2 separate regions of the Homo sapiens genome follow, and region 2 is linked to region 1. Evidence: read pairs that join two places in POLR2A ChIA-PET (ENCODE). Cell type or tissue: PC-9. All regions are shown on one strand.

The links. ChIA-PET counts read pairs that join two places held together with the same protein. Peaks named below come from ENCODE experiments on the same cell type or tissue, not always from the same donor. Only the 100,000 strongest peaks of a DNase experiment are listed, where the experiment ranks them.
Region 2: POLR2A ChIA-PET joins it to region 1 with 5 read pairs; 1 of 35 experiments calls an interaction of 5 or more read pairs at or near these places.

The regions. Positions count from the first base shown.
Region 1 is chr2:38,393,884-38,397,883 of GRCh38, forward strand. No RefSeq gene overlaps it. Among named protein-coding and RNA genes, the nearest start is that of ATL2, 19 kb to the left of the region's middle. RefSeq lists a silencer at 1,010-1,210 and an enhancer at 3,107-3,607. In PC-9, no CTCF peak of the experiment used is centred here; DNase peaks (open chromatin) are centred at 1,138 and 2,368; H3K27ac peaks cover 2,440 bases.
Region 2 is chr2:37,779,322-37,783,321 of GRCh38, forward strand. All of the region lies in intron 2 of LOC107985869 (a long non-coding RNA gene), which reads left to right. Among named protein-coding and RNA genes, the nearest start is that of PIRAT1, 95 kb to the right of the region's middle. In PC-9, no CTCF peak of the experiment used is centred here; a DNase peak (open chromatin) is centred at 1,910.

The DNA.
Region 1 (4,000 bases):
AATTACCTGGGTGTAGTGGTACATGGCTATAGTCCTAGCTACCTGGGAGGCTGAGGGTGGGTGGATTGCTAAGCCCAGGATGTCAACACTGCAGTGAGCCATCATCGTGCCACTGCATTTTAGCCTAGGCAACAAACCAAGACACTGCCTCAAAAAAAAAAAAAAAAAAAAAGTAGATTTCTGGTTTAAAAAACTATCTGAAGATCTGACCACCGGAGCCAGTCTACTTATATAGTGACCACTGTCTGAAGCTGACTAGTGGGTCCCCCTTTGATCAGAAATAGATTCTCCAACTTGCCACAGACTCCATTTCACACTTGTGCTATCTGCCTGGCCCATCTCAAGCATTTGAACTCATGGCCCCTGGCTACCTAATCAAAAATGCCCATGGAGTTACCTAATGGACCTAACTCAAGAGTCATAGCCAGTATAGTAACCAAAACAGCACGGTAGCAGTACCAAAACAGACACATAGACCAATGGAACAGAATAGAAAGCCCAGAAATAATGCCACACTCCTACAACCATCTGATCTTTGACAGAGTTGACAAAAACAAGCAATGGGGAAAGGACTCCCTATTCAATAAACGGTTCCAGGATAACTGGCTAGCTATATGTGGAAGATTGAAACTGGACCCCTTCCTTACACCATATATAAAAATCAACTCAAGACCAATTAAAGATTTAAACATAAAACCTAAAACCATAAAAACCTTGGAAGATAACCTAGGAAATACCATTCTGGACATAGGACTGGGCAAAGATTTCATGACAAAAATGCCAAAAACAACTGCAACAAAAACAAAAATTCATAAATGGAACCTAATTGAACTAAAGTTTCCACACAGCAAAAGAAACTATCAACAGAGTAGTAAACAGACAACCTACAGAATGGGAGAAACTATTTGCAAACTATACTCGTGACAAAGGTCTAATAACCAGAATCTATAAGGAACTTAAATTTACAAGCAAAAAACAAACAACTCCATTAAAAAGTGAGCACAGGACAAGAACAGACACTTTTCAAAAAAAGACATACATGTGGCCAACAAGCCACAAAATGCTCAACGTTACTAATCACTAGAGAAATGCAAATCAAAACCACAATGAGATACCATCTCACACCAGTCACAATGGGTATCATTAAAAAGTCAAAAAATGCAGCCATAAAAAGAATGAGATCATGTCCTTCGCAGGGACATGAATGAAGCCGGAGGCCATTATCCTTAGTGAACTAACACTGGAACAGAAACCAAGTCCTGCGTGTTCTCACTTATAAATGGGAGCTAAACATCAAGTACACATGGACACAAAGAAGGGAACAACAGACACTCAGGCCGACTTGAGGATGGATGGTGGGAAGAGGATGGTGGGAAAAACTACCTATCTGGCACTATGCTTATTACCTGGATGATGAAATAATCTGTAGACCAAACCCCAGTGACATGCAATTAACCTATATAACAAACCTGCTCATGTAACCCTGAACCTAAAGTAAGAGTTAAAAAAAACAAAAACAAAAACGCAAGTTGGCCAGGCTTGGTGGCTCATGCTTGCAATCCCAGCACTTTGGGAAGCCGAGGAGGGTGGATCAGTTGAGGCCAGGAGTTAGAGGCTAGCCTAGGCAACATGGTGAAAATCCCATCTCTACTAACAATACAAATATTAACTGGCTGGGTGCGGTGGTTCACGTCTGTAATCCCAGCACTTTGGGATGCCAAGGCGGGAGGATCAGCTAAGGTCAAGAGTTTTGACACCAGCCTGACCAATACAGTGAAACCCCATCTCTATTACAAGTACAAAAATTAGCCAGGTGTGGTGGCAGGCACCTGTAGTCCCAGTTACTCAGGAGGCTGAGACAAGAGAATTGCTTGAACCCGGGAGGTGGAGGTTGCAGTGAGCCACTATCATGCCACTGCACTCCAGCCTGGGCAACAGAGCGGGACTCCAACTCAAAAAAAAAAAAAAATCGCCATATGTGGTGACACACACCTGTAATCCCAGCTACTTGGGAGGCTGAGGCAGGAGAATTGCTTGAACCCAGGAGGCAGAGGTTGCAGTGAGCCAAGATCACACCACTGCACTCCAACCTGGGCAACAGAGCGAGATTCTGTCTCCAAAAAAAAAAAAAAAAGTTATAGCCAGTTCAGAGAATGAAAAGCAAATACATTGATGAGGGATTTCAGGAGATCAGAGACATGAGTCCCATCTCCAAAGAAAAAAACACCCTGAACCTCACAGCCCTCCTCCCTCTCCCCACAAACCTTGGGAAGCTGGCCAACCCTGATAGCAGAAGAGTAGAGAATAAAACATCCCCTTGTTTCTAGTGTACAACAGTCACTGAGTCATGGGAAGCCCCGGAGCGCTAGATCTGATTACCTGCTGATCATGATTTCAGCTTGCAGAACAAGCCTGTTCCCATTAGTGACAGTATACAATTACTAGCTGACATGCTTACAGGGATCTTACCACAATATTCTTTTCAGGAATGTATTTCTTCTACCATCCTCTACCCACAGACACACACACATCCTATTTTGATATGCCTGTCCCAAATGGATTCTGAAAACTGGTTCAGATAGACTCTGTTTTATTAGCTCTCTCTATATGTTTCTCAAGGTCCAATTTTCTTCCTTCTTTAATCCCCATGTCATGATTATGACCATTAAAAACCATCTTTTTTTTTTTTTTTTTTTTTTGAGGTGGAGTCTTGCTCTGTTGCCCAGGCTGGAGTGCAGTGGCACGATCTCAGCTCACTGCAACCTCCACCTCCTGGGTTCAAACGATTCTCCTGTCTCAGCCTTCCGAGTAGCTAGGATTACAGGTGCCCACCACACCTGGCTAATTTTTGCATTTTTAGTAGAGATGGGTTTTCACCATGTTGGCCAGGCTTGTCTCAAACTCCTGACCTCGTGATCTGCCCGCCTTGGCCTCTCAAAGTGTTGGGATTACAGGTGTGAACCACCGTGCCTGGCCTTTTTTCTTTTTTTTTTGAGACAGAGTCTGGCTCTGTGGTCCAGGCTGTAGTGCAGTGGCATGATCTCAGCTCACTGCAACCTCCGTCTCCCGGGTTCAGGCGATTCTCCTGCCTCAGCCTCCTGAGTAGCTGGGATTACAGGTGACTGCCACTGCGCCTGGCTAATTTTTGTATTTTTAGTAGAGACAAGGTTTGGCCATATTGGCCAGGCTGGTCTCAAACTCCTGATCTCAGGTGATCCGCCTGTCTCAGTCTCCCAAAGTGCTGGTGAGAGGTGACAGTGTGCTGGCAGCCCTCACAGCCCTCGCTCACTCTCAGCGCCTCCTCGGCTTCAGCGCCCACTCTGGCCACGCTTGAGGAGCCCTTCAACCCGCCGCTGCACTGTGGAAGCCCCTTTCTGGGCTGGCCGAGGCCGGAGCCGGCTCCCTCAGCTTGCGGGGAGGTGTGGAGGGAGAGGTGCGGGCGGGAACTGGGGCTGCATGTGGCACTTGCAGGCCAGCGCGAGTTCCGGGTGGGCATGGGCTTGGCAGACCATGCCTGCCCGAGCAGTGAGGGGCTTAGCACCTGGGCCAGCAGCTGCAGAGGGTGTGCTGGGTCCCCCGTGCTCGATTTCTCACCAAGCCTTAGCTGCCTCCCCACAGGGCAGGGCTGGGGACCTGCAGCCCGCCATGCCTGAGCCTCCCCCTGCCGCCATGGGCTCCTGCGCCGCCCGAGCCTCCCCGACGAGCACCGCCCCCTCCTCCATGGCACCAGGTCCCATCCACCGCCCAAGGGCTGAGGAGTGCGGACGCAAGGTGCAGGACTGGCAGGCAGCCCCACCTGCAACCCTGGTGTGGGATCCACTTGGTGAAGCCAGCTGGACTCCAGAGTCTAGTGGGGACTTAGAGAACCTTTATGTCTAGCTAAGGGATTGTAAATACACCAATCAGCAATCTGTATCTAGCTCAAGGTTTGTAAATGCACCAATCAGTGCTCTGTATCTAGCTAATCTAGTGGGGACTTGGAGAACTTTTGTGTCTAGCT
Region 2 (4,000 bases), 610 kb before region 1:
TTGATTAGTCCGTTCAAACCAGTGACTATGATTTCTCTGTAGATACAAGCACAAAAAAAGTCAATAAACGTTGGGCTGAACTTTAAACAACTGTCTTTTCAGAGAAAACCCAGTTGCATACAAGGAAGATTACTGCACTAGCCTGAAGACAAATGTCTACAAATATTATACGCTCAAGTGCAGGGAGGAGTTTTGTTCAAGGCAGCACAGAAAACAAATTACTCTGGTCTTAAATAAGATCCTTTGAACGGGCAGCAGCAAATCAGTACAAATTAGGACAAATGCATTCTTGACTGATATAATTTCCTTATTCTGCCTGAAAAATGCCACCAATCAGACTATAGACAGCTATGTCCCAAAAACTGGGGCCTCCGGTTACATGGTGGTTGAGTCAATTTGGTGGAAGTTCAAACCCCTAAACCAGCTCTTTATTCCACTTCCTGGGTACTGGTCTTATATTTCCAGGCAGGCAATTGAAATTTGACCATGGTTTTATTTTGCATCTCTTGGCCAGCAAATGTAAATGCAGCACCCATAAAGCACTGAGTCCCCAGAGCCTGTGGCAGGGCCAGCAGAGACTGGATGTAATTGGGAACAAGAATGGTTGCAAGATCTGTTTTCCTGGGATGGTCCTGGCTTAGGACTATGGTTCTAGAGTCCCTTCCGGCTTGCATTTGCCACTCTCTACAGTTTCTCAGTTTGGAATGATGAATTACAGTCACTCTAGGGGAGATCATTTCCCTAGCCCCAGGCATTGTTTCAAAGAATGGATGTACATGGGGGCTTTTTGTTTTAGATCAAGGAAGAGTCTGTGCTTAGGCAGGTGGTGTTGAGTCTAGAGAGAGAGGATAGGCACCCACCCAGCCATGGGTCTTTTCTTCCCACAGGCACCTCAGACTGAGCACTGGAATGGGTGAGTCAGAGGCTGAAGGGGCCCTACTGATGAGGGGTCTTGTGAGATCTGGTGGAGAGGGGTAGGCTTCCCATTTCTGTGCTGAATGGAGAGGCAGCATCTGCTAGAGACCAGGGAGGTGCAGGGCCCCAGTGGCAGGGAAGCAGGTTCTTTCACAGGACTCCAGTTCCCTACCTCTCAGGGCTTAGCCAGAGAATGCACACTGAGCTTACCAGTAATACAAGTATTTTGGTAAAACCTGACTCAAATACTGTCATCATCTTCCGGTCCAGACTCCACTCCACTCCTGGACAGCAGCTAGTACTTTGTGTTTGGCCCTGCTTTTCTAGAACCTTCGTTTGGGGTACTTCTGTCTCCTACCAGACTGCAAGCTCCCCAGGGCAGGGAATTCATCTTTGCCTTACTCACACAACCTGGCCACACTCATTAAGTTCATTAGAGGGTGCCCAAGCAACATTGGTTGAATTAATGAATGAAACATAATGAAATACAATGCATCTAATTTTCCAGCTTGGCAGCAGCTGGCAAAACTTAAAAGCTGAAGTTATCAAGGAATGGGCTAACTCATAAAACACTTCAGCCCTCTTTACCCCTTTTTGGTCCAGGTAACACCGGTGATCACAGTAGCTCTTTGTGTGCATTGTTAATGACAAGAGTCTAAACATGCAAGTCTCTCTTTTTATCCATGATTTTTTTTTTCCTGAGATAGAATCACTTTATCATGCAATGAAGCTATATGAAGGTAAGATGCCTGAGAGAGTGTTTACCTTGCTAGAAAATATTTAGACGTGTGTTGAATGACTGATTTCGAGGTCCAACTCTGCATCCTTCTTCAAGAGACCTCTCGGGTGAGAGAGCAATGAATAGTGGCCCTTGGCTACCGTGTTGGGTCTGCACGGCTTTCAGGGGAGATGGCCACTCTTTATTGACAGGCATTTCCCTTATTTAACCACATGTTCCATGCACAGATGGTATTTATCTTCAGGAGATGACTCACGCCCTTGTCAACATACCTTTCTATATTAAATATCCCTATCACATACAAACTGGACCTCAGAGTGGGCTGGGTGGTATTAGAACAATCTCTTCCCCCTTTTTAGAAGCTGTGAAGATTTTTGAATTTACTCACAAGATCTACTTCCCAATGAACTAAGACTTTGTAGGATTTTCCTATTTAAGATCTGGGTTTAAACTCAGCTCTTCCATTTAACTGGCTATGTGGTCTTAAGATTACTGTCTCTGTGCCTCTATTTAATTACTTATAAAGTGAGAGCAATTTTCCTGATCTTATAGAGTCACTGAGAAGATTAAGTGAGGTAGTGGCACTGAGAAAGTTTGAAGCAAATATTTTTTGAATAAATAAATGACTAAAACAATAATATAAATGTTAAAAATCATCAACCAATTCAGTGTGTATAATGAGGCTTATTATTTACTGAGTGATCCCCGTGCATAAAGAATAGCTCTAAGTTCTTAAACCCATACCACCTTGTAGTTAAGGAATTAGAATGTAAGCCTACATCTTGTGGGTGGGCACCCAAGGCCACACTCTTAACTTCTACCTGCACTGCCTCTTCTTATTTGTAATAAATGTAATAAACTCCTTTTGGCACTAAATACTGCCCTGGAAAAAATGGTCAGCTTCTTCAACTGCGGCTGCCTTTACGCTAATGTAACTGAGGTTCTTAGAGTTTTATAACTTACTGAGCGAAATAAAAAAAAAAAAAATACCCTTATGACACCTTGGTTTCTGCACTAAGTAATTAATGACAAATTTGAGGATCAGGTATCTAGCTTCTGTTACCTGATATTCTGAGCTGAGAATGCATCAGACTCAGGCCTCAGAAATAACTTCACTGAGAGTAAAATGGGAACAAGTTTCTAGTTAGTGAAAACTGGAGCATATGATGACTTGACTGTACACGTGGGGGCAAATAGCAGTCCTCTCTCTCCCATTTCTGGAAAGGGTTTCGTTTCTCTTGGGCCCAGTATTTTCCTGGGTTCTGATAGCCTCTGCTGACTTTGAACTCATCCTCTGTCATTGTAAAAAAGTATACAAGCATTTGCTCAGAACTGTGCTAGACTCTGTGTGATTGCTTCAAGACAGCTCTATCAAAATAAGAGTTATCACTTATTATGAGGCTGTGATGCTCTAGGGACTATGCTAAGTGCTTCATGTATTTTTATAGTCAGGGTAGGCTAGTTTATGCTGTGGCAACAAACAACTCCCAAATCTTAGTAGCTAACAATGAGCTTACTTCTCAATCTCACTAAATGTTCAGTGCCGGTTGGCTGGGGGCTCCACTCCACCTCGCCTCACACAGTGACCTGGAATAACAGAGCTTCCACCATCAAATGTGTTACTGGTCTCCCGGAGTCCCACCTCTAGAATTCTTGCATACAATATCGAAAAGTCTCCCGAACTTTCGTAACTTTGCCATCTTGGGCTCTTAAAGAAAACACTAATTGTATGTTTTGAAATCCAGAAAAGGAAAGGAGTGAGGGATGTTAAGATCAGTCACTCCAGCGATGGCTTAAGCCTCCCCTGGCACAGGCCCCAGGGGTGAGCTTGCTTCTGTGGATTTCCAGCCGGGAAGCACCACCCCGGTTTATTTTCAGAGGTGGAAACTCAAGCAACAATTATCTCCCATCACAGCAAATTAAAAGCCCAGGCTCACCCATCCCAGGAGCGGGGCGAGCACAGGACCATAATGACAGGCCAAGGTTAGTGCATTTCCTTTAAAGGCATGAGCCACTCATGAAACACAAAATAAACAGAGACATAAAAGTCCATGGAAAAGGCCCACAAGTGAGAGCAAGCGTTCGTGCCAAGATCAGAGAGTGTATTTTGATTTTTCAGGAGATTGAGGATTGTAGCAGCAAAAACTGCTCAGTGGATGAGTTGTGGTCTGTGTTTAGGATAATGTGGAAGCTATTGTGTACAACACTGCAGAGGGTGGGGGACGAGTGGCCCAATCTGTCACACAGACATATTTCTATGGCCTTAGAGCCCGGTCTACTTCCACCCACTCTAACCAGAATCTCTATTCCTGCCTGGACACCTGCTCAATGGAGCAGTGCGGCCCT